Regions from separate parts of the Homo sapiens genome. Here regions 1, 2, 3, 4 and 6 are each linked to region 5. Evidence: chromatin loops called from intact Hi-C (ENCODE). Cell type or tissue: CD14-positive monocyte. All regions are shown on one strand.

Region 1 (5,000 bases), 200 kb after region 5:
GACAGCCTCATTTCCCACTTGTGCTTCCCGCATCCGTGGGGAGGCGCCGTCCAGGGATGCAGGATCTCTGCCAAATCCCAGGCGTCTGCGCCAGGATGCTCGGGGCTCTGGGTCTGGGGTTCTGGTTGGAAGCCCTGCCGCCTGGGCTGTCTGCCTGCTCCTCACTTGGAGACACATCATTCCTGGCCTCTGGCCCCGTCATCGGCTTGCCGTCAGCTTCCTCATTGATTTTTAAATTTTATTATTGGCTTTTAGAGCGCTTGAGGACCTGAGGCTTTCCTTCACCATCGATTTGCTTGTTCCCAGCCAAGGGGGTGAGCTTTGCCATCTTCATCCCCTGGCTGCTGACCAGCCCCTCTGTCTTGTACTTGGGGATCCCTGGCTTGCTCTGGGTCAAGCCTGAAAGACTGGGCTCATTTCTTCAGACATCTGTCGTGCTGAGACACTGCTCCAAGCCAATTTGAAGGCTGTATTCGCCATGACCAAGTGACAAGAGCTGACTTTAATTAAGTGCAAGCTCTGTGCCAGCTACTGTGCTGAACACTTGATGTGCATCATCCACATTTAATGTCTCAAGAATCCCTTGGACATAGGTAATTTATCACCAGTGTACAAATAGGGAAACTGAGGCTCAGAGAGGCGCAGCCACTTAGTGACCATAGAGGTATTTGCATAACCTCTACAACAGTACTGCTCAAACTATTGCAGCCTGGTATATGGTGTGTCTGTGCATGAGCAACAACACATAGCTCAGGCCACATGCAACTCACCCTCCAAGTTCAAGTTCAACACCACCCTAGCTGGTTTGTGCCACAACCAGTAAGTCCCACGATCACAGCTATCTCAATAGCATTAAATTGCAATAAAAGTTTCCAATCCCATCCTCTCAGTTCTGTACTTCCCTTGGTAACAAACAATTAGACCAGCAGCCCACACTTGTGTGGCACTTGTCCAGTGGATGCTGGGGCACCTTCCTGTGTAGAGGGGTGACCATGGAGGAATTGTTTCTGCAGGAAGAGAGGAGAGGGGTTTGGCCCTGCTGGGTGGAACTTGGACTTTTTCCTTCAACACTGTCTCCGCTTCCTTCTGCCTCCATCATAACCCCTACAGGACCGAGACCGTGTCTGTAAGTTTACTTCCCTCCTTTGACCACAGGGAAAATATCTGTTCTGAAACTAAATTTTTAATACCATACAGCAGCTCACTGCTTCCTACTTTTAAAGGCCCAGGGATGGGGCAGACTCTTTTGCAGTCCTCTCCTTTCTGATCTGCTTCTGCCCTTCTCTCTCTCTCCTCCCTTCCTCTTCTCCCCTTCCTTCCTTTCCCTCCTCTTTTCTCCCCTGTCCTCCCTTCCTCTTCTTCCTTCCCTCCTTCCCCCCTTTCCCCCTACTCCTCTCTGTTCCCTCTCTCCTTGCCCATGTGTAGCAGCCTATATATTTTTCCATGAAACACATCTGTCAGTGTTAGCATCTCAGGGTGGTTTTGGGACACACCTGGCACAGTAAATCCTGCAACTGGGTACCTAGGCAGGTGGCATGCACCAGCAGCCTGGATCTAAAACCACGGCCAGCACTCTGGAGGAGTGGGTTCTTCTTATGGGTTTGCCACAGGCCCAACAGACAATAATCCTGTGTGAGTGTGAACAGGATAGGAAGGGAGGAAACCCTTCTGAAGGCCAACATTGTTCACAGTGCAGTAATCACGGGGAGGTTATTCTCTCAGGCAGGGGGTACGTGTTTAATTTATACACTCTGGACCTTGGGTTTTGTGGTTTGCATTGGATTGCTGTACTTCATGTCATTGTTGACCCCTGGAGCTCAGAGCCAAGGGCCAGGTGGGTGCTGCCCCAGGAGATAGAGTTGGACAGGCCCGGGGCTTGTCACACACAGCAGGTAGGCATCCTCATCCCCACCAACCACTTTGCTTGTAAATAATTTAACCCTCTTAAACCTAAGTTGCTTATATAGAAGATGGGGACAATAAACATATTCTCAAGGGTTAGGATTAAAGGAGGTAATAATCCACATGAAAGAGCTCAGGGCCTAGAACCTAGTAAGGGTACAACGAAGATTAGCTACTTGTACTGCCACCCTTATTGCCTATAATGTACAGATGAGGACTAGAAAAATTCATCAAAGTCATGTGGCCAGAAAGAAGTGAAGTCAGGATTTGAATCCAAGCAGTATGATAGCTAAGCCCAGACTTAACAAATGGGCTTCACTGCTCACTCAAATGTAGCCTCTGTTACAGAGGAGTTGATGATGTATCTGTGAGCCCCTTGAGAACCAGGATCATGCCATTTTCATCTTTGCATCCCAGTGCCTGTCATAGTCTCTGGCACACAGTAAGAGCTCAGTAAATGTTGATGGAATGAATGACTGAATCAGGAAAAACACAGGTCTGGAGGAATAAGTTGGGCTAATTTCAGGAAAGGATGGGGAAGAAGAGGGGGCTATAGAATCTGTTACTTAGTAACTTAGTTACTAGCACCAATACATGATTGACTCAGAAGCCAGCAGGTACTGACCCAATGTTAAACCAACCAAATTATGGATCTAAGGACTCCTACGCTTCCTTGGTTAGGTTAATCTGGTCCTAAACCTGCCTTATCCTTATGTAAAACAGAGGTTGAAAGGTGAGGGGGAAGGAAGTAGACATTCAAATAAGACCAGAAGTTAGACATGTAATTTCGAAATGTGGGTTCTGAACTTCCTCAAATTCTAAAACCACAGGCTTCCTACTTGCTTTAAATGTTAGCCAGGGCCAGGCCCAGTGGCTCACGCCTGTAATCCCCATACTTCGGGCAGGAGGATCGCTTGAGCCCAGGAGTTTGAGACCAGCCTGAGCAACATAGCAAAACCCTGTCTCTACAAAAAATACAAAAATTAGCTGGGCATGGTGGCACACACCTGTAGTCCCTGTTACCTGGGGGGCTGAGGTGGGAGGATCACTTGAGCCCGGGAGGTTGACACTGCAGTTGAGGCTGCCACTGCACTCCAGCCTAGGTGGCAAAGCAAGACCTTGTCTCAAAATAAATAACTGTCAGCCAGGACCAGCTAACCAGCAAGTTCATATCTGTCCTGCTTGAGAAGGATACCCAGCGTAGATGAACATCAAGGCTTCTCTTTTTCCTTTTAATAATAGTGTTGTTTTAAGTTTCATTTTTAAATGCATTCTCGATCATTATAGGAAATTTAGAAAACATAGCAGAATAGGAAATTTTTGTATTACTCTAAGTCCTTAAACTTCATAACTACTATATGCATTTTGCTGTATTTCATTCCAGAAGAAGATCACTTTTTAACTAAAGCTCATTGAGTATTGACACTTTCTAGTTCCTACAGATCTAGTGAAGCCCTCGAGATTTATTTTGGAAGAAAAAAAGTTCCAGGCTTCTAAAGAGGCACCATGACATAATGGAAAGACCCTCAATGACAAGTCGGGTGATGCTGAGTCCATTCTGCCACGGCCTCAGTGTCTGACCTCCGCCAGGACATTCACTGCAAGGATTTCAGTTTATCTTTCTTCCCCCATTTTCTGCCCATCTTTCCTTAGTCAAAGGCCTGGCCTGCAGACTTCAGGTTCCTGTATCAGACACAGACATGGGCTGCCACACAGCTGGGACTATGGAACCAGCTCTTACGACTGCAAAAGGCCAAATCCCTATAATAAAACCCCAATAGTAAAGATCTTCTAAAGGTGCTGCTTTTCTGAGTCCTGACCCTTCCAGCAGGGAAGGTGGCCACCATATGCATAAAACTTGCACCCTGCAAGCGTGGCACTGAAAGGGTCTTTTGTGAATCTCATGAGGCTCGTGATGATTGTCCACCCCTCCAAGAGTGTAAACTCCCTAAGGGTTGGGTTGTTGAGAGACCCCCATAGCATAGCAGTTGTATCAGTTTCCCAGGGGTGCCATAACAAAGTACCCCACCCTGAGTGGCTTAACACGACATATTCTCTCACAGTTCTGGAGACTGGAAGCCTCGCATCAAGGTGTCAGCAAGGTGCCACCTCTGAAGCCTCCAGGGAGGATCTTTTCTCACCTCTCCCACTTGACCTGTGGCAGCACACCCCAGTCCCCACCTCTGTCCTCACACGGCCTTCTCCCTGTGTCTGTGTGTCTTCGTTTGGCCGTTTCTGCTCTGTGTCTCCTCTGCTTTTGAGAACATGAGTCACATTGGATTAAGGGCCCAGCCTACTCCAGTCTGACTTCATCTTAACTAAATGTCTGCAACATACAGGTCTACATGTCCCTAGACCTGTATCTAAACAAGGCCACATTCTGAGGTACTGGGAATTAGGAGTTCACCGTATATTTTCCAAAGAACGTAACTAAATCCACAACAGGGGTTATGATGGCTGATTTTCTATGTCACCTTGGCTGGGCGACAGTGCCCCGATATTTGGACAAACATTATTCTGAGGTGTTTTTTGGTGAAGAAGGTGAAGGTGTTTTTTGGATGAGATTAACATTTTTTTCTTTTCTTTTCTTTTCTTTTTTTTTTTTTTTTTTGAGACAGAGTCTTTCTTCTGTCACCCATGCTGGAGTACAGTGGCTCTATCTCCGCTCACTACAACCTCTGTCTCCCGGTTGAAGCAATTCTCCTGCTTCAGTCTCCCAAGTAGCTGGGACTACAGGTGTCCACTACCACGCCCATATAATTTTTGTATGTTTTGGTAGAGACAGGATTTCACCATGTTGGCCAGGCTGGTCTCGAACTCCCGACCTCAGGTGATCCGCCCTCCATGGCATCCCAAGGTGCTGGGATTACAGGTGTGAGCCATCACGCCTGGCGGAGATTCCAACATTTAAATGGGTGGACTCTGAGTAAAAAGATTACCCTCCATATTGTGGGTGGGCCTCATCCAATCAGTCAAAGGACTTAATAGAACAAAGACTGACTTACTCCCCTGAGTAAGAAGGAACTCTGCCAGCCAACTGCCTTTGGACTCAGACTGTAGGTCTTCCTGGCTCTCCAGGCTGCCAGCTTACCCTGCAG
Region 2 (5,000 bases), 130 kb after region 5:
GACAGTAAGTGATGGTGCTGGTATTTAAACCCAGGCAGTCTGGCTTCAGAGCCATATCTTAACTACAATGCTGTACTGCCTCTTGAGTTTTATGTAGCAGGTGCTTCCACGCTAAATGACTTTAAACTACTGTGCTTCAGTTATCTAATTTCTGCTTTCCATGTAGTTAACAATTTTGATTCTTTATTCGTGTTGGTTGTCACTTTTTGCCATTGTCATCATACCTGCTGCTAGCAATAACTCCTTCTTTTTTCTCTTCTAATATGCTGTTTCTAATCCATTATGGACTAGGAAACCAGACAATTAAGCTTGTTATGCACGTTATAATTGTGACTAATTGAGCCCGGCCACCTTGATAGTCAACATCGCTCTATCCCACCTCCACCCACCTTGCTCACACTTTTGTAATTGTGTGATTGGTGGCTCTTGTATCTTCCCTCTAGAGAGCATGCTCTTTTGAGGAAAGGTAATGAGCTCAATTCACCTTCGTGTCTCTCTGTCCCCTTCCCCCAGCACCCAGCACAATGCTTTCCATGTGTTAGGTGACTAATAAATATCTGCTAAGACTATTAAGTAATTAAGTTCTGAGTAATGGCCCAAGAGCTTGCCTATAAGTTAATTAGATGGGCTTTGCTGCTAGCCTGTGGGACATCCGTTTTAGCTGTCTAGGTGCCTCTGGGATTTTCTCAGTTGTGTCTTGGATACTTAAGATTATAGGACAAAGAGATCAATTAATTCCTTCATTTAGTCTCTCGGTAGGTGTTTATTGAGTTTCTACTGTAATATTAAAAATACTAGCAACTTATATGTCCTGGATATTTACCATGGGCAAGTAATATTTGAAGCACTTTATAAGTGTTAATTTATGTTACACTCACAACAATCCGATGAGGTAGGGACTGTTGTCATCATCCCAAAGGCTGAAGAAACTGAGTCACAGAAAGCAAGTTTCCCAAGGCCTCATGGCTACTGAGAAGTGGAGTTAGACTAGTCAGGTGCTGGACCTATAGGAGGACAAGACAGAGAAGACGTTTACCCTCAGGGGGTTGACATTTTTGTGGGAAGGCCAGATATGAAACAAATAAGCATATAAATCTACTAACTGATTGTAGGTTGTGATAAGTGTTCTGAAAAGAATCAGCAGTGTGCTATAATAGAAAATAAAGCAAGGGACATAGGAGCATGGTCCCACAGGGCGTCTAGGAGTGGGTGCATTAGCTTATCTATTGTTGGATAACAAACTACCCCAAAAATGTAGTGCTTAAAATAATAGACCTTTACTATCTCCCAGTTTCTGTGGGTCAGGGATTTTTGAGAGGCTCATCTGCGTAGTCCCAGCTTGGGGTTTCCCACTAGATTGTAGTCAAGATGTTGCCTGGCTGGAGCTGCAGTCATCCAAAGGCTCGACTGGGGCTAGTGGATCTGTTTCCAAGGTGATTCATTATATCAAACAGGGTTCTCTCAGACAAGCAGAACCAGTAGCAACGATATAGATCACAGAGTTGGGGGGATGGTTATAAGTCTCTTTCCAGGTATAAAGCTCTCCCTACATCTGATGCTAGACCTTGAAATCCACAGAGCAAGCAATCAGGAAGGAAAGGCCACAAGCAAATGGAAACCCCACCAGCACAAGCTAGAGCTCCACAAGGATAGACTGAAACTCATGTTCTTTGTGGTGAGGGCATCCTACAGAGGTTGGGCATTTGTTCCAGATCTGAACACACACACCTGGCCCAGCTCCTGCATCACATCAACAAGGTGAGTCAGCAGGTGAGTAACAATGTATTTGCAATACAAAATTGCTGTTGCCCCCAGTACCACTACCCCCTACTCCAAGTCACTGAGACTCTCCCTCATGGCCAACCCTAACTGGAAACATACAAATAAGGGGATTCTGTAGTTCAGCCTAGTTAAGCTGACACACTGCAAACCCATCACATCATGACACTCACTCCAGTGGCTCTTAAAGGCCTCAGTTCCTCCTCGGCTGTTGGCAAGAGGCCCAGTCCCTCACCACGTTGGCCCTCATTAGGGCTGCTTGACTGTCCTCATGACACGACAGTGACAGCTGGCTGCTCCCGGAGTGAATGGCCCAGAAAGAGAATGAGGAGAAGACGGCAATGCCTTTCATAGCCTAGTCTTGGAAGTCGCCTATTGTCACTTCTCCAGTATTCTATTCATTACAAGTGGGTCATTGAGTTCAGAACACATGCAAGGGGAGGACAATTAGGCTCCACCTTTTGAAGAGAGCAGGGTCAAAGATTTACGGGTGTATTTTAAAACCAGGAGACAGTATTTAAGCTATGGGGAAGGCAGCAATTTGAAGAGCCAGAGAAGAGTGTTTTGGGGCAGAGGTGACATCAGGAGACCCTGAAGAGTTTGATGTGTGTCTTTTGCTGTGTGTTTGTTTGCTGTCCTCTTAAGGTCAGCGTGGCTAGAGCCTCATGGGCCAGCCCCTGGGGAAAGCTGCCTAACGTGAGGCTGGGCCTCCTCAATTGTGAGGAGCAATTTGTGTTTTATTCCAAGTGCAACAAGACACCATCATGAGGTCACAAGAAGAGGGACACAGTCTGGTTTGCGTTTTTGAGGTATTGCTGTGGCTGCTTTATGGGGAGTGGATTGGAGGAGGATAGAGTAGATGCAGGGAGCCCAGAAGGGGCATCAAAACACCATGCCTCTTCTTGTTCAAGCTCTATTGTTTATTTGGTCAATTCTTGTAAGCTTTCTGAACCCCTTTCGTCAACTGTCAAATGAGGTGACTACTCCTTGCACACCTCCCTGAACCACTGCAGGACTCACAAAGAGAATGTATGTGGAGACACACTGCAAAATGCAAAATGTTCTGCAATGCAGCCGGAGAACTTTTGCCTGACTTGCTCTGGGTTAATACCACTTCCAGAGTTAGGTAGTTTAACTCCAAAAGAGCGCAATCATCAGGAGAAGCCTATTTTTAGCTTCAGTGTATCTATTAGTACAATTGCTACTCAACACTTCAACAGAGTTGATACCCACCTAAGTATTTAAATGACCAAGAACCATCACATCGCTGGGGGCAATGCTGTGAGATCACTGTAACATCCCAGCAATCATTCATGACAACTCATACCACCTGGCCATGTGGCATTGCCTGGCTTAAGTTAGTGTCCTGGAGGCAGAGCCTAAGATGGGGACTTTTGAGCAGGTGGTCTATGGAGGTGGCGCTTCAGGGTAACCTGCAGCAGAGTGAGGGAAGCAGGATCAGGCAGGAGAGCGAGCAGGCAGATGGTGGTTTCAGGAGGGAACTGGCCTGAGTATGATCCTCTGGGGAGCTCTGGAGCATGAAGCATGAATTGCAGAGGTTATCCTGCCCGGAGGCAAGAAGGCTTGGCTGGTATACAACATCCTCTTGGCATGATTGGAATAATCTCTTGTAGTTTAACACATCACCGCAAGAACTAATGACTTAAAACAACAGTCATCTTCTTGTACACAGATGTTCATAGCAGTATTATTCACAACAGCCGGAAGGTGAAAGCAATGCAGGTGTCCATTGCCAGGTGAAAGGATAATCAAAATGTGGTATATACATACTATGGAATATTATTTAGCCTTAAAAAGGAAGAAAATTCTGACATGCTACAACATGGATGAACTTGGAAGGCATTATGCTAAGTCAAGTAAGCCAGTCACAAGAAGGCAAATATGGTATGAGTCTACTTATATGAGCTGCGTAGAGTGGTCAAATTCATGGAGATGAAAAGTAGAATGATGCTTGACTGGAGGGAGGTGGGAATGGGGAGTTGTTTAATGGCTATGAAATCTCAGTTTTACAAGATGAAAAAGCTGATTGGTTATACAACAATGTGAATATATTAACACTATCTACTTGACTGTACACTTTAAAATGGTTACAATGATAAATTCCCCATTATGTGGGATTTTTTTATTTTGTTTTTGTTTTGGAGACAGGGTCTTGTTCTATCACCCAGGCTGGAGTGTAGTGGCAGAATCATGGCTCACTATAGCCTTGAACTCCTGAGCTGAAGTAATTCTCCTGTCTCAGCCTCCCAAGTAGCTGGGACTACAGGCACACACCACCACGCCTGGCTAATGTTTTTTTTTTGTTTTGTTTGTTTTGTTTTGTTTTTTTTTCTTGTAGAGACAGGGATCTCGCTATGTTGCTCAGGCAGGTCTCGAACTCCTGGGCTCAAGAGATCTGCCTACCTTGGCCTCCCAAAGTGCTAGGATTACAGATGTGAACCACTTTGCCCAGCCTTGTTATGTGTATTTTACCACAATTAAAATAAAAAGTAAAATTTTAAACAACAGTAATCATTTATTATCTGTCACTGTCTCTGTGGGTCACAAATTTGAGGGTGGCTCAGCTGGGCTGCGCCAGGCTGTTCTCACTCAGGGTCTTTCATGAGGGTACAGGCAGATGGCAGTTAGGGCTTAGCTGTCTTGAAAGTTTCTTCACACATGTGTCTTGTAGCTGGGCTGAGAAGACTCAAACAGCTGGGGCTCCTTAGGGGTCTCTATCTCTACCTCAGTGTGGTGGCTTCCCGGTCATTGAGCTTCTTACATCACGGCTCAGACTCCAAGGCACATGTCCTGAGGGACAGACAGAGACAGAGAGGCAGGCCGAAGCCGTATTGTTGCTTACAATCTAGTTTGGAAGGTACATTAGTCTCCTAGGACTGCTGTAACAAAGGACCACAAGTTGGGTGGTTTAAAACAACAGAAATTTGGTCTCTCACAGTGCTGGAGGCCAGAAGTCTGAAATCCAGGTGTTGGCAGAGCTGCACTCCCTCTCAAAGCTCCAGTGGAGAATCCTTCCTTGCTTCTTCCAGCTTCTGGTGTTGCCAGCAATCCTTGGCACTCTGTCTTGTAGAAGCATCCCTGCAATCTCTGCCTCCATCTTCATGTGACATTCCCGTGTGTGTGCATGCCTCTATGTGTAAAACAATAACTGTTTTAACAATAGTTGTGAAGATGGAGTGAGTTAATGCTTAGATGTGTCA
Region 3 (5,000 bases), 170 kb before region 5:
TGTTTTTGAGGTCCATCCTTGTTGTAGCAGAATCAGTACCTCATTCCATTTCATGGCTGAATAATATTTCATTGTATGGACAGACTGCAACCTGTTCATTCATTCCCTTGTTGATGGGCATTTGGGTTGATTCCAGATGTCGGCTATTGTGAGGAGCGCTGCCAGCTTGTTCTTGTCCCACATAAGCCCTTGCTCTCTTGCCAGCCTTGTCACTGAGCACTCACACAGTGACACCCCCACCAAAGAGTCTCCTCTAACTATTTCTGGGCATCCGTGGGGATGTTTCGCACAATGGATGCTCTGTCCCAGGTGCCTGGAGGCAGCCTCTGCTGTTGATGCCCTCTGTGCGCAGACAGCTCTGCCACACCCAGCTGGCATTGCCAGGGGCCCTGTGCCCCGAACCACCAGGCTCATGCTGTGATCTGCTGAGTAGAAGGTCTGTGTGTGGGGCAGGACCTAGTTGTGGGTGGTTTTGTTATAGAATGAGGACCTTGTCATCTCATGAGGGCTTTTGCTTCTTGCCTCTTACTCTGCAGATCTTTTCACTTTGGCTGGTCATGTTCCCCAGAAAGACATCTTCTGGTCTCAGAGGGATAGAAGAAGGGTGACAATTCATTCTGATTTACCTAGGACGTCCCTGGACTTAGCACTGAAAATCCATCACCCTGAGAATGCATCAGTCTCAGGAAAACCAGGACAGTTGGTCATCCAAGATAAGAGCCGGCTTTTTTGGGAGGGGGATGATATCTCATCATTCAGTGTGTTGAGTTCATTTAATCCCCCTTCTTTGAATTAGGTGGCTGAGACTTATCCTATATTGTGCCCCTAAGCCACAAATCCAGAGCCTATTTTCCTGAAGCTGGCTAGAAGTTAAACTTCTTTTCTTCTGTGGGATTGGAGGAGGGGTAGTCACCTTGCTGCCTGGCGTTGAGGAAGGAACCTGGAGATCTAGATTTTATTTTTAAAGATTTTTAAAGCAATCCTCTTGCTTCCAGCCCACCCAGCACTTTTTATTCAGAGCTGATGAATTCTTGAGGTTTTCTGGGGTTCTGGGACCCAGTTCACTTTGCTTCCCATTGTTTCCCCTTTGTCTTGGTTCAGCTTTCAGCTTTGATACATTAGTTCATCCAACCTGTTTTCAGCCTCCAAATACATACATGCACACACACACACACACACACACACACGTATGTATTTGGACATCTCTTCTTGCATTTCTCCCTTTTCTTTTTTACCTTGCAGGCTTATTTATGACTTTTTAGAAATTTATTTGCTGGCATGTGAGTTATTCTCAGGAAGGAGCAGAGAACAGTACATGTTTTCTCTGCCATGCCTTGCAGGAAGTCTCATTTCCTCAACGCGTGAGATGGGCGTTGGGTCAGGCAGAAGCGGGTTCCCATCTTGGCTGGGCTCCTCTCAGCTAAGTGGCCTTGGACAAGCACATTGACCCCATCTGAGCCTGGTTTCCTTTCTAGCCTGGCCTCCCTTCAAAGTAAGAAGAGTAAAGTGGGATGATAATGAAAATAGACCACAGAACTCGTGGGCAGCGCCAAGCTTGGGCCCAACATAGGTGGCTGGGGTTAGGCTCTTTGAAGAAGCTCCTCAAGCCTGCATCTCCCAGGGTCTTCTACAACTTCCTCAGCTCCTTGTCTCCCTGCCTGCCTCTCTCACAGGACCTCAGAACCCATCCAGCAGTCTAAAGGGGACACATTTTATTCCATCCCTGCTTTTCAGCAATTCATTTTCTCTAGGGCTTCAGAGCAAAAACTGCCTCTTCTTTCTGCCAAAGGGCTTACCAGCCCACCCTTTCCTCCAATAGCTGGATTTTGTTTAATTTTTAATTTTTTTTTTGAGGCGGAGTCTCCCTCTGTTGCCCAGGCTGGAGGGCAGTGGCGTAATCTCGGCTCACTGCAACCTCTGTTCCAGTGGGTGTCATGTCTCATGCTCCCGAGTAGCTGGGATTACAGGCACCTGCCACCATGCCAGCTATGAATACCTGAATTTTAAATCCTAGATTGCACTCAGTTTTGATGCCTGTTGCTCCCCATCCCCAGCCTCACCTCTGCCCCGCACACCTACTCTTTTTTGACCCATTCTAGCCAAGCTCAGAGAAAGGCATCTTCCCCCAGGAAGCCTTTCCTAAGTCTGTCAGCCTTCACAGAGGTCCCCCTCACTCTGTGCTTCCTGTTTTTAGGCAAGAGCAGTGGTCCACGGTGCTTAGGTGTTTGGGTTCTTGAATTTGAGTTTGCATCTCGGCTCTGCTATCATACCTACAAGCTGTGCTACCTTGGGCAAATTACTGCACCACTCTGAGCCTCAGTGTCCTCATGAGTAAAACATGAGTTAATAATAGGACCTAACAGTCTCTCATGAGATTGTTCCAGAGATGAAATGATGTGACACACATAAAGAAAATGCAGTGGTTAGCATATACGCGTAAGCACTCAAGACAAGTTTATTACAATGTCTATGTCTGCTGTACTTTGATTTTGACTTGCTTTAACTGCCAGGCTGTATCTAGGGGTGGGAAACTTGTCTTCTTCCTTTTTTTTAATACTTTGCAGCCCCACCCCAGTGGCCCGGGATGTCGTCACGCCCCGGAGCAGGAATCCAAAGATATTCTTGCCTGCTAGTCTTGCATCATCCACGGAGTGACCTTGAGCAGGTCATGTCACTTCTCTGAGTCATTTTGCTTTTGGCAGCTGGGAGACAAATTCCTGCTGAAGTAAGCAGAAAAGAAAGTGAAAAAGAGACTGCAGCTTTTCACAAATGTTTCTTCCCTTCTCTCACAAGTTTATTCCCCACCAGCCCAGCCAGAGATTCTTGTTATCTTAGTTAGATGGTACCCTTGGGGTCTCTGGCTCTCTCTGGCTTTTAATCCTGGCTTTACATTAGAATAAACTGGGGAGATTTTAAGGGTCTTTATGCCAGGGCCTAACCTTGAATCAAGGTGGCTGGAATTTTAGGACATGAAGTTGATGTTAGAGGTCTTTAAAAGCTCCTAGTGAGGCTCATGCTGCTGGCCTGTGGTCCGCACTTTGAGTAGTGAGGCTCTAAACAACCCTCTTGTCCTTCCAGGAAGCATCTATCGGGCATCTGAGTCAAGTAAAAGGTACAATTTCCTTTGACAAAGCTCATCCTTTGATCATTGGGTTTCTCCAAGTATGGGGAACTCCCTTCCTCCCAAGGGCCACATTCTGTTGTTTCACAGTGGCTCTGATGGTCAGAAAGTACTGCTTTCCATGTGACTACAGCCAGCATCCTGGAATTTCCATTCCTTAGTCCTTGCTGAGGGTGGCTTAGGCTGGCCCAGGGAGGTCACCATATATCCACGCTAGCCTTCATCTGAATGGCTCTGTCAGGGGTCACACATCAGGGTCACTCAGAGAGCAGTGCTGCAGAGGCACTCTCATGGGTTTCAAAGAGCCCCACCATTCAAAGGCCCTGGTTCCAGAAAAGAGGCCATCCTGCTAAGCGGCATTAGTCTAATGTTTTCCGAATGCACCTCCACTGGAATTTTCTGGACAATGTGTTCAAAATAACCCACTGAATCAGAATCTCCAGGGGAGGATCCAGGGAGCCTGCTTATTTTAACACTGCTCAGGTGAGGGTTATGATCAGGCTTATGCAAAACGCCTTTAAACTGATTGGATTAGCTAACTCTGGCTGCCGAATGTTCCAGGGAGCAGTTATAAGATGGGAAAGAACCTGTGGCTTAGTGAGGGTGAGCAGGTGGGAGTAGGGGTGTCCAGGCCTGGGAAGAGCTCACATCTGGGCCTGGGCCATCAGCAGGTGGTCTCCCAGGATGATGCTGGTGTGTCGCTGTTGTAGCAGAATCCTTTACTCCCTCTCTCCCTGGATGAGTTCTTTTCTTTCAACCTTATCAGTTCTTGGGAAGAAGAGGAGGCAGAAAAGACTATTTGTATCTCACTCATGCCTAGAGAGTCCTGTTCTCTGGGAAAAGATTTACTCTTTCAGGGTCAGTTCTCTGATTGGTTGGTTTGTTTCTCAACTCCTGCAACAAGAAAATTCACCCTTAATTGAACAATACAGTCCTCTGTATTAGTGTGCTAGGGCTACTATCACAAAATGCCATAGACTGGGTGGCTGACACAACAGAAATGTATTTCTCATGATTCTGGAGGCCAGAAGTCCAAGTAAGGTGCCTGCAGGTTTGGTTTCATTTTGAGGCCTCTCATCTTGGCTTGCATTCGGCCACCTTCTCACTGTGTCCTCACATGATCTCCCCTCTGTGTGCATGCACCCCTGCCTTCTCATCCTGCATTCAATTTTCCTTTTCTTATAAGGACACTGGTCAGATTGGATTAGGTGGATTAGGGCCTGCCCTACTTTGAAGGCCCTATCTCCAAGTGCGGACAGTCACGTGCTTTAGGGCCCACTTATTTGACCTCATTTAATCTTACTACCTCTTTAAAGACCCTATGTCTAAATACAGAAACATTCTGAAGTACTGGGAGTTAAGACTTCACCGTGTGAATTTTTGGAGAAAAATTCGGCCCATAGCGTTCTCCTAGGGCTTTGTAAGTGGGTGACTGATGACAACATTGAGAGGGAGACTGGGAGGAGCAGTTGTTAAACAGGAGTGGGGAAGAAACAAAGAAACAGGGGCTGGAATGCACAACCCCATTGCTGTCTTGCTTTGGTTACCTACTTGTTTTTATTTTTGTTATTATTATTTTTTTGAGACGGAGTCTTGCTCTGTCACCCAGGCTGGAGTGCAGTGGCAAAATCTTGGCTCACTGCAACCTCCGCCTCCCAGGTTCAAGTGATTCTCTTGCCTCAGCCTCCCGAGTAGCTGGGATTATAGGATTGCACCACCAAGCCTGACTAATTTTTGTATTTTTAGTAGAGATGGGTTTCACCATGTTGGTCAGGCTGATCTTGAACTCCTGATCTCAGGTGATCCACCTGCCTTAGCCTCCCAAAGTGCTGGGATTACAGGCGTGAGCCACTGCACCCAGCAGCTACTTGTTTTTAAT
Region 4 (5,000 bases), 70 kb after region 5:
GTCCATTCTCTGAGGAGTGGATAAACAAAATTATGGCAGAGTCATACAATGGAACACTACTCAGCAATTAAAAGGAGCACACTACTTCTACACACAGCAATGTAGTGAATCTCAAAAAGATTACAAGAAGCCAGACATAAAAGAGTGCATACTACCTCATTCATTTAAGTAGAATCCAAGAAGACATAAAAATCTAATCTACATTGAGAGAAATCATAGTGGTTCTTAGTACGGGGGTTGGGGATTGACTCAGAAGGCACATCAAGGAACTTTCAGCTATGAAGCAAATGTTCTGTATCTTATTTTGGCTAGTGGTTACCCAGGTGTATACAATTATCAATACTCGTTCAACTGAAAACCTAAACTTTGTGCATGTTAGTGTGTGTTATTTATTTGTTGTAGGGGACTGGAATATGCCACCCAAAAATATGCCTCCTTGGCATAAGAATTATTTTGAACTGATTATTTTGAGAAACACAGCAACAAAAGAGAAGCTCTGGAAATGAAGTAGAAGTTACCCTTTTGTAAGGGAAATTTGCATCTATAAAGGAAGTCTCTATTTGTAATGGTGTCTCCCACTCTGTACCAGAAAAAGGATGACTAAATCTCAAGAAAAAAAAATTTTTTTTGAGACAGCGTTTCACTCTGTTGCCCAGGCTGGAGTGCAGTGGCACAATCACGGCTTACTGTAGCCTCAACCTCCTGAGCTCAAGCAATCCTCCCACCTCGACCTCCTGAGTAGCTAGAACTACAGGCGCACACCACAATGTTTAGCTAATTTTGTTTATTTTTTGTAGAGATGGGGGTCTCAGTATGTTGCCCAGGCTGGTTGGTCTCAAACTCCTGGGCTCAAGCAATCCATCTGCCTCAGCCTTCCAAAGTGCTGGGATTACAGGCGTGAGCCACTGCACCTGGCCAAGAAACTCTTATCAGTGGAGAAGGAACCAAATTAAATTCTGCAAAACAAAACTTCTTTTTTTACCATTCATTTCCTGGTCACCTTCCCCATAACTTGCCTCCCCAACGCCCTTTTTACTTTGTTCTAGTTGAAGATGCTATGTAAGGCAGAGTTCTAGGCCACTTCTTTGAGAGTGACTTATTTTTCTCGGGGTATTTCCCATGTGTTTGTGAGGTATAAATGTTAAAACACTCTGTTGTTTTACCCTTGTTAATCTGTCTTTTGTTACAGGGGGTCTCAGCTGAGAGCTTAGAAGATTAGAGGGAAAATTATTTTTTTCCTACCCTACAATGTCAAATTAGTTGTAATGATACAAAACCAACAAAAAAGAACCAAATTTCAAGGTAAAGGAAAAATTTCCTACTTCTCTACTTGGCCTGCGCTATCAAGAAAGACAACATTATTACAACCTGGCAGATTTCTTACTCCACAGTTCTGTATGGTGGGATATTACCCACAAGCAGGTAGATGGCACTCAGTTTTTTAGGCTAATTCATATGACATAGACCGGGAGTGACACGCAGCCCCAATGCCCCCACCACCCCCATGATTCATGGACATGGGACAAACTCAGCAGAAATGGTTGATGGGTGTTTTACATTAAACTAAGTGGCCATAAATATTTAATCACGTGACCATTACTTTTAAATACATCACCTACCACTGTGTATTCCTTTTGGAAACGGTGCCCTTCTGGCTTTATCCAAATACCGACTAAGAGCACTGGGAAAAGATACTAGGGCAAGAAATGTAACACTCCCTCTGCAAATGTTGCTTCCCCAGCATTCACTTCCAGTTTTCCACCTCCACCCCCACCCCCACCCCCAGTTTCTATTTAGGGCTCTGTGTAATTCTAGGGAAGCGAACTCTCCCCGCCCCTTCCTCCCATCCTGCCAGCTCTAGGTTTGTAGCACCTGACTCAGACTAGGCCAATCACTGCCTTTCATCCCACCACACCACCTCCCACCAGAGAGATTGGGTGAAGGTGGATGTGTGAACTAAACAGGCCCCATCATATTGAATCACAGTTCTTTGGCTTACAAAGACTCTTCCTCAGGATAGCTGTAGCTTGGAAGTGTAAGGCCTGGAACTACTGAAGCCATTTTTGCTTCTATGAGTTGAGGCAGGGCTAGGATACAGCAGAAAGGAGGGTTGAGAGAACTCTAGGGAAATGAAGCTTAGCCCTGCAGACATTATGATAACAAGTCTGAAATCTGTCTTGTCTCTCAACATTTTGGTTACATGAGCCAATAAGCCTTCCATATTGTTTAGTTTGACTTAGGTTTTGTATTTGCAGCCCACAGCATCATAACGATCGGGTGATAACCAGAATGCCAGGCTCATTTGTGCAGCAGGGTATAGTCTGTGAAAAAGGGTGAGACTGGCAATCAGAAGGCCTGAGTCCTGATGCTGGCTGGGTCACAATTGAGCTGCATGACCCTGGGCAAGTCATTTCACCTGGCAGAATCTCAGTTTACTCCTCTGCAGAATGAGGCAATCAGACAAGCAGGGTCTCTAAGTCCTGTGGCATTAATAGCAATGAAAGCAATGATAATGATAACAAAATAACTAATAATTTATGTGCCTGATGCTGTCCTAATTGCTTTAGATCCATGATTTCATTTGATTCTTGTATCACTCAGGGTTGAATCCAGAATATTATGCAATAGGGCTGTGGTTTAAGAAGACCTTATACAATTGTGGGAGAAGCTGAGAACCATGGGACGAAAGGGAAAGTAGGAGGATCTGAGTAAAGCCACCAACCAGTCCTCCTGAGTCACTTGTGTGAGCGAGGAAGTAGGAGTTTGCCAGGGAGTACAGGAGAGGGCAGGCACATCCTGCTGCTGTGGTGAGACAGCAAAGAGGAACCCAGTGAGGCAGTCTGTAGAAGACTGGTGTCTCAGAGACGTGGGGGGCCTGGGGCACTGTTGGTAACAAGCCTGACAGTTGGAAAGAAGTGGCATGGGAAAAAGTGAAGACAAACTAGATCTGCTGATACCTCTGCATCCGTCCCTTACTATATCCAAGCATAATGATCTTCAGAGAGTAATGGCTGTTGATTCACTTTTACCTTCCAAACTTCATGCCGCCAGTTTTTTTTTCTTTTGGTCAACTCAACGTAGACATATTAATAATACATAGGGAAGAGGATTTGGGGAAGTATAGTTCAAGTTTGAACAAGTTGACAATGCAGACCAACAAAGCTCTGAGAGAAATAGAATAAATAGCCCCCAATGTTTAGAGAAGCTAAATAACTTGCTCAAAATTATCCATCTGGCGAGTACTAGAATCAGGACTAAGAATCAATCAGCGCTTCTTACTTCTACTTAGTCCTTTTTCTGTATACTTGGCAACTTGTTCCCCAAATTTAGCTTTGTTTTTAATATAAAATGTGGTTGATTTTATTCATAGCTCTTTCATCTTGTTCACCGTCCTTCTCACTGATCACTGGTATCAACGACCCTGTCTCTTACTCCTTCTACTTCACCATCCTTAACTACTTGGTTTTGTGGCCTCATGGCCACAAGATGGCTGCTGCAGAGCCAGGCAACACATGGGACATGACAGCAGCCAGCTGAAGGACAGTCTTCATCTCTTGAGACTCTTTTTATTGGCTAGGAGTCCCTTTCCCAGAAGCTCCCATTCCTGGGCCGCATGCTTCATAAGCTGCACAGGAGGCTGGAAATCATGTCTGTATCTAGTGTGTTCAGCCTCCATCTTGCAAAGTAACTTTGCCAGCAAATTAAAAAAAAAAAGGGAGGGGGCAGGTGCTGTGGCTCACTCCTCTAATCTCAGCACTTTAGGAGGCCAAGGTGGGCAGATCACTTGAGCCCAGGAGTTCGAGACCAGCCTGGGCAACGTGGCAAAACTGTTGGGAACTGGCCCTCCAAAATCTGGCCATAAACTGGCCCCAAAACTGGCCATAAACGAAATCTCTGCAGCACTGTAACATGTTTATAATGGCCCTAATGCCCACGCTGGAAGGTTGTGGGTTTACGGGAATGAGGGCAAGGAACACCTGGCCCGCTGGGGGTGGAAAACCGCTTAAAGGCATTCTTAAGCCACAAACAATAGCATGAGCAATCTGTGCCTTAAGGACATGCTGCAGTTAACTAGCCCAACCTATTGCTTTAATTTGGCCCATCCCTTCACCCATAAGGGATACTTTTACTTAATTTAATATCTATAGAAACAATGCTAATGACTGGTTTGCTGTTAATAAACATGTGGGTAAATCTCTGTTCGGGGCTGTCAGCTCTGAAGGCTGTGAGGCCCCTCATTTCCCACTTCACACCTCTATATTTCTGTGTGTGTGTCTTTAATTCCTCTAGCACCGCTGGGTTAGGGTCTCCCCGACCGAGCTAGTCTCGGCACAAAACCATGTCTCTACAAAAAATACAAAAATTAGCCAGGCATGGTGGCATGCATCTGTGGTCCCCGCTACTGGGAGAGGGAAGGTTAGGGGCTGAGGTGGGAGGATCCTTTGAGCCCAGGAGGTTGAGACTGCAGTGAACCATGATTGTGCCACTGCACTCCAGCCTGGATGACAGAGTGAGACCCTGTCCCCTTCCCACCAAAAAAAGAAAAAGAAAGGCAGAGGGAATGCTATGGTGTGGGCATCCATTGGCCCTACCCTCGTAAGTTCCTTCTTTTTTAACTTTGCCCTTCAGTCATCAAGACTAGATGGCTTTGTCGGCTTGATTACACTTTGTGTAGAAGGATAGCTTTTATCTTTTCTGGTTTTTTTTTTTTTTTTTTTTTCTGAGACAGGGTCTCACCCTGTTGCCCAGGCTGGAGTGCAGTGGTGTGATCTCAGCTCACTGAGCCACCACCTCCCGGGTTCAAGCAGTTCTCCAGCCTCAGCCTCCTGAGTAGCTGAGACTACAGGTGCACACCACCACACCCAGCTAATTTTTGTTTTTTTAGTAGAAACAGGGTTTCACCATGTTGACCAGGCTGGTCTTGAACTCCTGACCTCAAGTGATCCACCTGCCTTGGCCTCCCAAAGTGCTGGGATTACAGGAGTGAGCCACTGTGCCTG
Region 5 (5,000 bases):
AGATCCAACCAGGATTTGGACCCAGGTCTGTTTGTTCTCCAAGTTCTTCACTTCTGGCCTATACTGCCTGCAGGAGGGCTGTCTGCAAAGTCAGGAGGGGAAATGAAGTGGGCATGGGGCTTCGTGGTGGGCTATTCTCTATTCTTCCATGACCCATGTGCCAGAATAGTATTAGGGGCTGGGCGCAGTGGCTCACGCCTTTAATCCTAGCATTTTGGGAGGCCGAGGCGGGCAGATCACCTGAGGTCAGGAGCTCAAGACCAGCCTGGCCAACATGGTGAAACCCCATCTCTACTAAAAATACAAAAATTAGCTGGTGTGGTGGTGCACCTGTAATTCCAGCTACTCGGGAAGCAGAGGCATGAGAATCGCTTGAACCCGGGAGGCAGAGGTTCAGTGAGCGGAGATTGTGCCACTGCACTCCAGCCTGGGTGACAGAACAAGACTCCGTCTAAAAAAACAGAACAGTATTAGGGAAGCAGCCTACCTACCTGCATGTCTATGTGGCACAGCTCCAAAAGGTTTAAGCCCATCCATGTGTCTTGAGAATTTTTTAAATTTCACCAATAAGAGCTCATTTCTAATATTCATCAGGCTGTTCAACAGGACAATATTTTTACCCCCCAAATAAACAAATACATAAAAATAAAACAAAACTCATGTCTGACTCTCTGGATGCTAAGGCCTGGCCACTGCGCTGCCATGAGCCATCCAGGTGGTTCTCATCAAGGTGCTTCAACCTTCCAGGCTTTGCTTACTTCCTCCAGAAGGGAGGTCTTGCCCCGTAGAAGTTTATGTTTGTGATATATATGTGTGTGTTAAGGAGTACAAAATAGGACACCAAGGCTATGGAAACAATAATGAGACTAAAAATAGGCTAAAGTGCGCCTAGAGGAGGCATCTGCTGCCCAGACAAGAACATCAGAAAGTGTGGGCTTTCTGGGCCAGGCATGGTGGCTCATGCCTGTAATCCCAGCACTTTGTGAGGCCGAGATGGGTGGATTGCTTGAGCTCAGGAGGTCGAGACCAGCCTGGACAACATGGCAAAACCTTGTCTCTACTAAAAATACACAAATTAGCTGGGCATGGTGGCGGGGCACCTGCAATCCCAGCTACTCGGGAGGCTGAGGCACAAGAATTGCTTGAACCCGGGAGGCAGACAAAATCGCACTACTGCCCTCCAGCCTGGGTGACAGAGTGAAACTCTGTGAAAGAAGGAAAGAAAGAGAGAGAGAGAGAGAGAGAGGGAGGGAGGGAGGGAGGGAGGGAAGGAAGGAATCTGTTTGTGAGCAGAGCTGGACTGCGGGCTGGTGGAAAGAGGAATGCCTCTGGAACCAGCCCCCTGATGTAGAAGATGGTGTTGGCCCCCTATCTCCTGCCTTTGGCATTCACCATTGCTGTACGCAACACCAGCTTCTTACTGAAGAAACCTGTCACTCTGTCTGGGGCTGTCTCTGGCCACAGGAGCATGCTCAGTCCATGCACTGGCCAGGCTGGAAGTGCCTGGGGTTGTCCCCAAGAGCAGCCCCAACCAAAGATGAAGGGAATTGGGTAAATGCCCATGCTCCCTAGCCTCTGGGATGATGGCTCTGAGGCAGGTTCTATTCTGCAGTCTCCCCGTAGTCCCCAGTGGGAATGAGCTTCATTGCACACAGAGATGACCTGCTTGTGAACAAACTCTCACTCTACTTCCTTCCCTCCGTTTCACTTCCTCATCCCCCTACCAGTGCTCCCTAGGGCCACTTCCCTAATTAAGTGTATGCGCTCAAATATTTGCTTCCATGGGAACCAAATTACCTGGTTCAAATCCGTACTCTGCCACTGGCCAGCTGTGTCTTAGGAACATTACTCCACTCCCCTAAACTGCAGCATCCTTGGCTGGGATTGTGAGATGACAAAAGTAGAACAAACCTCACCAGACAGGTGTGAAAATTCCAGAAAATAGTCCGTGTCAATAGTTTAGAGCAGCATCTGGCAGTCAGCAGACACACAATAAATGCTAGTATTTTCTTATTTATTATAATTATTGCTTATTATTGATAGCCCCTGAGATTTCCTTGGCCAAGTTCAAGTCCATTCTGAGAGTTCTAAGCTCTCAAACTTCAGACTTCCTCCAGGTGAATCTCCCTGGTTGTTTCAGGGAATCTAATTCATTTATTCACTTAACATATCTTTAGCAAATATTGACTTAACACCTATTATGTCGAAGACACAGTGCGACGGGGGATATAAAAAATAAGATGAGGTCACGGTCTCCAGTGAGATAAATCGTATCCACACATAGCTACTGTCTAAGGCAAATGGTGATAAGTGCTCTTGTGTGTGTGCCAATAGAGCATAAAATGAGTTCAGAGGAGGGTGAAGAACATTGTGTGTGGTATGAAGGAGTATCGTTGGAGTTGGGTTTGGAAAGGGGTAGAACTTTCCACAGTTCCAAAGAGTTGATGGAGGGGAGAGGATACAATACATGGAGAGGGGGGAAGTGATAAACTCTAGGAGTTTGGCATCCCAGAGACAGCTCAACTATGTCTTAATGTGAGATCCCATAGATTGATGAGCCTCTATCTCTCAGAGCTAAGAGGACAGCGGATGCTCCCCCAAATTATTATTACCATTCCTGACACTTACATAGCACTTACCCTGCCCTAGGAACTACAGGGGATGTGCTACGTATGTTAACTGATTTAATCTTCACCTTCAGGGTCAGCACAACTATGATCTCCACTTGACAGATAAGAAAACTGAGGCTGGAGGGGTTAAATGTCTTGCTCCAGCTCCCGCGGAAGCTAAGTGCCTTTCACCTAATCCTGTGTGGTCTGGCTCCAGGGTTCACACTCTACACTGCCTCTCAAGTGTGGCACCTTTTCAGGAATTTAAGGGAATATGTTGCTGTGATGTTGACAGGGCTTGAGGAGAGACTGAAAGAAAGCCCTTCAGCCCCATAGAGGAAGTCCCCAGAGGATGGATGGTTCTGGAAGTTACGGGTTACCAGGACAACGCATCCCCTCAGCCTGGCCACGCCCCCCGGGCTCCCGCTCACTGGTTGCAAAACTCAGCTTTGCCCCTGCACGGAGTTTCCCTTCGCGGGGCCCGCTGGGGAAGCATCCGCGGCTTGTGGTGGCTGTGGTTTTGTGCCCAGGACTCACACGTAAAAGGAGCTCATTCGGAGGCAGGGGCACGCGCTTGTCCCCAGAACTCAAACCCCAGAGTCCCTCCGGTAGGTGGTACAGAGGCGAGTTTGATCCTAAACAAAACAGGGCAGGGTCTTCCTGTTTGTTTTCTTCCTCCAGCGGGGAGCAACAGCTGCTAATTGGATAGTGAAGTGACCGATTTATTATTCTCTTACCCGTGCTGAGCAGAGCTGTAGGAAATCTCCGGGACTGGGAGCAGCACAGGGGGGTATCTCGGGGTCTCTCTGAGAAGGAGTTGACAGTGGGGACCAAAGCTGCCGGCTGCCATGTTTTATTTGGCCTGCCCAGTGTTTAAAAAAAATGTTTTTAAATAGATGCTGACATTTTTAAAAGGGGAAGATTATACATACACTTCTACATCTCCGACTTGTGTCAAGAAATGGGAAGTTCTGGGCCCAGATCCCCATAAGTCAGCGATGAGGGGGGCCGAGCAGGGGCTGCCCGTTAGACGGCCGCAGAGTCCCAGCCCCCAGCCCTGCTCACCTTTCTTACCTCTCTGGCCCCGTCGGCATTTGAGCCTGGGACCCCAGACGAAAGGATACGCTTCCTTTTAGAACCCCTGCCAATCTGAGGACGGGGCCACCCCACAGACGCCGTGGCTCAGCAAGCAGACCAATGGCCGAGGAGTCTGGCAAGGGGCGCTTGGTGAGTGGGTTTAATGACAGATTAAGTTGCCCATTAGGAAGCCATTAGAACACAGCGTGATGCATCACTGGGTAAACGAGAGAGGCTGAAGTCAGAGACAGGATCTTGGAGCGCTTGATCCAATTTAATTCTTCTATTTTTTTTTTTTTAAACCCTAGGCAGATGAGAGTGGAGGTTGTAAATCACCCTCCATGCAATGGTTCATCATAAAGGATATGGAGCAAAATTAGAGGAGGCACGAGAAGGAAAGCCGGTGATGAACAAGGTAGGGGCTGCTGCGGCGTGATTGAAGACAGGCTGGGAACGCGGGAGAAGCCGCTGAAAACTGGCTTGGGCTGGAGGTCTGATTAAGGCATCCCAAGCCAGAAAAACCCAGAGCCCAGCCTTCTGCTTTGCCTTGGGGAGTAGGATGGGGGAATACGTGTGCAGAAAACTTTCTGAGACAGTGCCTCATAGTGCCATCTACATGGAATATGAAGTCAATCAGAATGTCTCTAAATCCTGGCTCTGTTGGGTTTTGGCTGTGTGACTTTGGGTAAGTTACTTAACCTCTCTGAGTCACATTTTCCACCTGTGTTAAAGGAGGTAATCACAGCAAATGCAAAGGGTGGTGCTGGATATCAGGGTGGGCACCTGCTAAGTGATGCTTTCTTCTGTTTAACGTTGTAAAAGATGTAAATGAGACGGTCCCCAAATGAGGGTAGATTTTACTCCCCTCTAGCTCAGGTGGCGCTTGTCGGGGAGATCAAGCAGTTTCTGTTCCTCCCTAGTAAAAGCAGGAAGGCTTTCCTGGGCGGGGTCCTCTGAGTGCTGGAAGAGGGGGAGGGTGTCCACTCAGTGAGGAGGCAGGAGGGCAGTCTTGCACACACTGGGCACCTCTGGGCCTCCAGCACTGGATGTCAGCTGTGCTTGTTGAATGGATGTGCTGCCCTCAAGCCCCAAATCTGTTCTCTGCCCTTCTCTATCCTCTCTGTGCCCTGGGACGCTGACCCTGGCAGTACCTCACCCAGTGTCTTTATCTGGGCTCTCCCAAAAGCAGAGCCCCAGAAAGGATGTGAGGGCAGCCTGTTTCTTGGGGAGCTTATGGTGAATGTGGAGCTCCCCATGCAGGCCCCCCTTCCAGGAGGGACTGATTGCCCCCCTGTTGGCTCCTTCAGGATTTGC
Region 6 (5,000 bases), 58 kb after region 5:
TATAGGGCAAGAATTATTAAAACATAGTGCTTAGCACAGTACGTAAACAGTACCCACGAGTAACAGTAGCATCTTTCACCTTTTACAAATGAGGAAACTGAGTCTCTGTTTAAGTGACTTGCCAGAGACCCCCAGCAAGTGAAGAGCCGTATCTTGTGAACATGTTCTCTCCTGCTTTGGCAACCGCATCCTCTCTAGTTGTCCACACTCTCTTGGGTAATGCTGGATGGCACAATAGCTAGGACCACCTTCACTCTGATACTCAGAATCTCTACTGTGACTTCAGGGTAGTGGGCATCTGCTAATCTCACCTTTGTAGCCGGCATTTATGTTAAGAGGCTCTTGCTGAAGGCTTCTGTCCTACCTTGGCTAGACTACATTTCTCATTCCCCTATACTTGACTAGGGATGTGCTATCGTTTTTCTGGTTGATAATCTACTAACATTTCTTAGAGTCGATGTTCTAAGAGACACAGTTTAAAAAACACACCTAGTACAATCCTACTTTTAAAAACATATATATATTTAAAAATATATATTATATTTATATTTTAAAATATATATTATATTTATATTTAAATATAAAATAAGTTATGTTGTTATATATAATTATTATATAATATAGCTTATATATAATAATAATATATATTATATGTAACTATATATTATAGTTATATATAATATAACTATATATTATAGTTATATTATATATAACTATATTATAGTTATATTATATATAACTATATTATAGTTATATTATAATATAACTATATAGTTATATTAAATATAACTATATATTATAGTTATATTATATTATAGTTATATATAACTATATATTATAGTTATATTATATTATAGTTATATTATATATAACTATATATTATAGTTATATTATATATAACTATATATTATAGTTATATTATATATAACTATATATTATAGTTATATTATATATAACTATATATTATAGTTATATTATATATAACTATTATATATAGTTATATATTATATATAACTATTATATTTAGTTATATTATATATAACTATTATATTTAGTTATATTATATATAACTATTATATTTAGTTATATTATATATAACTATTATATTTAGTTATATTATATATAACTATTATATTTAGTTATATTATATATAACTATTATATTTAGTTATATTATATATAACTATTATATTTGGTTATATTATATATAACTATTATATTTGGTTATATTATATATAACTATTATATTTGGTTATATTATATATAACTATTATATTTGGTTATATTATATATAACTATAATATATAGTTATATTATATATAACTATAATATATAGTTATATAATATATAACTATATATAGCTATATTATATAATAATTATTATATAATATAAATTATTATATGTAATTATATATTACTGTTATATATAATAATGTTCTCTTCCCATTGGCTAGGCACATGTCTCTGCATGTGCCTAGCCAATGGGAAGAGAGCAGGTGGTCTGCCCCCTGGACCCTCCCCTCTAGTTTGTCCACATTCTCTTCCCCCAACTCCCTGCATGTAGCTCACCCTGGGGCTCTTTCTCTTTCTACACCCAGTGGCAAGCACGGAACGTTCCACCAGCATGTCCCTGCATCCTCTCTCTTCTTTAGAGCCTGCTGGGTGATTTTCTCTGGAATGCACAGAGCTTTCAAAAAAGTGTTTATTCCCTACTTTAAGCCCAGCACGGAAATCAGAAACAGGATGTCAAAAAGTACAAAGAGCTTAGGTTGCAATTCTGCTGGAATGCAAACCCAGGAAACTTCCTTTCTTTCTGGAGAAGTCATAATGGGATGGCTGGAAATTAACTTGGACTTTTCTGGGGCATGGGAAAGAGGAGACAGAAGCACACATATGGCTCATTGGGACCGCTCTGCCAGGAAAGCTGCTGCTGTGCTGAATGATGACATGTGGACTTGGGCCATTCCTGTGGTATTGGGCCACAAATTCTGGGAGGCCACAGATATGAGGAGGAAAGAGAGGAGGTTTGGCGATTTTATGGTCCACATTTCCCATGTTTAAGATGAATAGGTCCAATCACACTGGGACAGTGGTTCTCACCTACGGGTAATTTTGTCCCCCACTCGTGATGTTTTTAGTTGTCATAACTAGGGGGCAAGGAGAAGGCTACTGGCACCTAACGGGTAGAGGCCAGGATGCTGCGCCACATCCTACAATCCCTGAGACATACTACCCAGGCAAATGCCAGTCATGCCAAGGTTGAGATCACCTACTCTCAGACATCTTGAACTTTCCTACTGAATTAACCCTATCAGCAGAGAGCAGTGGGAAGAGAAAACATACACTTTCAGTGTTTTGAGGTTGTAAAGATGATATTACTTCAAGGTGTTTTATCTGAAAACCTCAAAATATCACATTATACCCCAATCCACAACTCATTCATTTGTTCATTCATTCATTTAACTAATAGTTACTGAGCATCTATTATGTGCAATGCCTGTACTGGGCTCTTCTTTTGCTTTGCTATAGTAAGTCCCCCTTATTATTCAGGTGTTGGTGGAAACATCACACCCTCAGAGAACCTTCTCTGGGACCATCCCATCCACAGCAGCCACTACTGACTTGTCACTATCAGTCTCTTGAGCAATTTCAGCTTAGTACTTGCACAATTCATGATTTTTTTAGTTAACTATCTGTCTCCTTTATGGTCTGCAGTTTCTATGAAGAGAGAGGCCAGGCTTGTCTATTTTTAGACACAGTCCCCAGCTCTGGGCTAAGTCCTTTTAAATGCATGATCTTTCCATGATCCCCATTTTATAGGTAAGAAAACTGAGGCACAGTTTATTCATTTATTTGCCAAATGAATGGATAAATAGCACCCCCCGCCCCCGCCTCAGAAGATGTGCTGTATTCATGCTGTACCTTATCTGTAGCTTATATACTGGCCAGTTTCATGTTCCTGGGGGTCATGACCTAATTTGAGAGGTTTGGGGAAATGAGCAGTCTACTTGGGACCTAACGCAGGCCTGCAACTTCCTCCTGAGGCAAGCTGTTTGATCTTGGGTAAGTCAAATCCTCATTCTGAGCCTCATGCACTTGTGTGCCAAAAATACACATATTTTCTAAAAGGTAGGATTGTACTAGGTCTGTTTTTTAAACTATGTCCCTTAGAACATTGATTCTAAGAACTGTTACTAGATTTTCAAGCAGAAAAATAATGACACGTCCCTGGTCAAGTACTTGTGGGAAATGTTTTAAATAATGATAGATTTTCTTTAATGCAGGACTTGTCAGAGCCTTCATATGCTACCACACAATGTGAATGCCCAGGAGGAAACATGTCTTTTTCATTGTTTTCCAAACATATCTGCTCAAGGAAATTCATTTATGTGAAGCACATTGAAGGATCTGAATTGCACGCATACCTTGGGCAATGCTACGTGGCACAATAGCTAGTACCGCCTTCACTCTGATACTCAGAATCTCTACTGTGACTTCAGGGTAGTGGGTATCTGCTATTCTCAGCTCTGCATCTGCCATTTGTGTTAAGAGACTCTTGCTGAAGTCTCCTCTTCTGCCTGGGCTCAACCACATTTCTCATCCCCCTATCCCTGGGAGAGAGACATGTGCCTAGCCAATGGGAGAAGAGCAGGTGGCCTGCCCCCTGGAACCTCCCCTCTAGGTTGTCCACATTCTCCTCTCCCAACTCTCAGCAAGATGCTAGGATCCAGTGAGGCATTCCAAAGCCCTGGGAACAGTGAGTCACAGATGGAAAGAATCTAGACCTCTGAAAGCTGCCCTACCCCCTGATTGGACTGAGACGGGAGCGAGAAGTAAGCCCGCTCTTGCATGAAGCTGCTGAGATCCAGGACTCATTCATGATGGCAGTTAGCCCAGGCTGACCACTGGGGCTTATTCAAGGAAAACAGAGTCCCACTCAGCCCCTACCACAACCCTGTTAAACATGAATGGGAGGATGAATAGGTGACTTCTTTTTTTTTTCCTCACCTCATGTCTCAGACCACAAGGCCACTGCTCACATGAACAGGTGCCTTCCATTTCCCAGTGTCGGTAACCAGAGGCAATGAAAGACACCTGAGGAAGACATAACACTGTCCCCAAGGCAGCAGAGCCTTTAATAATGATAACTGATGCTCACAGAGCCACTCTCCTACCTTTCTTCAAAAAGAAAAGGTATCAAAAGAGAAGGAAGAAAAAAATCCCAGTAATCTGTGCCCTGTGGTCAAGCACTGTCCAAGCTTTGGATGGCCATTGTCAGTTTCCCTGGGATGGAGTCTCTCTTGATACTTGTCAAGACACTGGCACATCCCACCTGCCAGTAGTTAAGATGCTGACAGCTCTTGCTGACCAGGTGTGGGAGCAGTGAACTGTGCAGGACCAGGTCTCTACTAGCCACCTGGTATTGGGTTGCTGTGTACCTGGGGCTGCTGGGCACTGCTGAGATCATGGAGCATCCCTGCTTGGGGCCAGCAACCTCTGTGCCCAGCCACAGGGAGAGGCAAGTCCTTGCTGCCTCTCCCAGCAGCCTGCATGTCTTGGATTTGGCACTGAGGACACTTCGGGAGGAGGAGGCAGACCAGGACAGGCTGAGTTCAGCTCCATCTGTCTCCGGCTTCTGTTTGGCATCTTGGCTGTGCTGTAGGAGCCCTCTGCAGTTCCGTGCCTCTCTCAGCAGCTGCTCAATAGGAGACAGGAAAATTGCTCTCCCTTCAGTGTACTAGTCTAGTTAGGAGGCATCCCCAGGAATCCATAGGAGGGAAGGAGTCCAGGATGGCCAAGACCAAAAGACAAAAACACACCTAAGCCCAGCCAAACCTGGCAGGCATTTGAATTTCCAAACTGAGTCTTGTCTTTCTTTCTTTTCCACTCAGCATGGCTGCTCCAAGCTGAGATATTAGCCCAGATAAACTCAACATGAAAATCATAATCCGGCAAGTCATGGCCATTCTTGTCAATTCTCTTAAAGGTTAATCTGCTTTT

What was found. Peaks named below come from ENCODE experiments on the same cell type or tissue, not always from the same donor. Only the 100,000 strongest peaks of a DNase experiment are listed, where the experiment ranks them.
Region 1: it touches region 5 in a loop (2.1-fold over the local background); 2 of 110 quality-filtered maps call a loop at or near these places.
Region 2: a loop joins it to region 5, with 2.4 times the contacts of the local background. A loop is called at or near these places in 4 of 110 quality-filtered maps.
Region 3: a loop joins it to region 5, with 4 times the contacts of the local background. A loop is called at or near these places in 5 of 110 quality-filtered maps.
Region 4: it touches region 5 in a loop (3-fold over the local background); 2 of 110 quality-filtered maps call a loop at or near these places.
Region 6: a loop joins it to region 5, with 2.4 times the contacts of the local background. A loop is called at or near these places in 4 of 110 quality-filtered maps.

What each region holds. Positions count from the first base shown.
Region 1 is chr3:71,903,313-71,908,312 of GRCh38, reverse strand. No RefSeq gene overlaps it. Among named protein-coding and RNA genes, the nearest start is that of PROK2, 120 kb to the right of the region's middle. RefSeq lists an enhancer at 1-651. In CD14-positive monocyte, no CTCF peak of the experiment used is centred here; DNase peaks (open chromatin) are centred at 1,122 and 2,732; H3K4me3 peaks cover 1,510 bases; H3K27me3 peaks cover 3,698 bases.
Region 2 is chr3:71,970,553-71,975,552 of GRCh38, reverse strand. No RefSeq gene overlaps it. Among named protein-coding and RNA genes, the nearest start is that of LINC00877, 130 kb to the left of the region's middle. RefSeq lists a silencer at 1,288-1,470. In CD14-positive monocyte, a CTCF peak has its summit at 1,964; a DNase peak (open chromatin) is centred at 2,002.
Region 3 is chr3:72,267,845-72,272,844 of GRCh38, reverse strand. No RefSeq gene overlaps it. Among named protein-coding and RNA genes, the nearest start is that of LINC00870, 120 kb to the right of the region's middle. RefSeq lists enhancers at 2,526-2,775, 2,638-3,837. In CD14-positive monocyte, no CTCF peak of the experiment used is centred here; DNase peaks (open chromatin) are centred at 1,374, 2,214, 2,634 and 3,204; H3K4me3 peaks cover 2,322 bases; H3K27ac peaks cover 4,103 bases.
Region 4 is chr3:72,029,502-72,034,501 of GRCh38, reverse strand. No RefSeq gene overlaps it. Among named protein-coding and RNA genes, the nearest start is that of LINC00877, 68 kb to the left of the region's middle. In CD14-positive monocyte, a CTCF peak has its summit at 2,861; DNase peaks (open chromatin) are centred at 611, 1,501, 1,831 and 2,761; H3K4me3 peaks cover 1,047 bases; H3K27ac peaks cover 3,068 bases.
Region 5 is chr3:72,099,005-72,104,004 of GRCh38, reverse strand. It overlaps LINC00877 (long intergenic non-protein coding RNA 877), which reads left to right and starts at 3,550. Exons shown (of 7, transcript NR_104116.1): 1 at 3,550-3,836; 2 at 3,995-4,101. RefSeq lists an enhancer at 3,432-4,272. In CD14-positive monocyte, no CTCF peak of the experiment used is centred here; DNase peaks (open chromatin) are centred at 1,684, 3,064, 3,574, 4,374 and 1 weaker place; H3K4me3 peaks cover 3,316 bases; H3K27ac peaks cover 4,484 bases.
Region 6 is chr3:72,041,364-72,046,363 of GRCh38, reverse strand. The region is part of intron 6 of LINC00877 (long intergenic non-protein coding RNA 877); the gene reads left to right. Among named protein-coding and RNA genes, the nearest start is that of LINC00877, 57 kb to the left of the region's middle. In CD14-positive monocyte, no CTCF peak of the experiment used is centred here; DNase peaks (open chromatin) are centred at 2,633, 3,013 and 3,433; H3K4me3 peaks cover 615 bases; H3K27ac peaks cover 2,583 bases.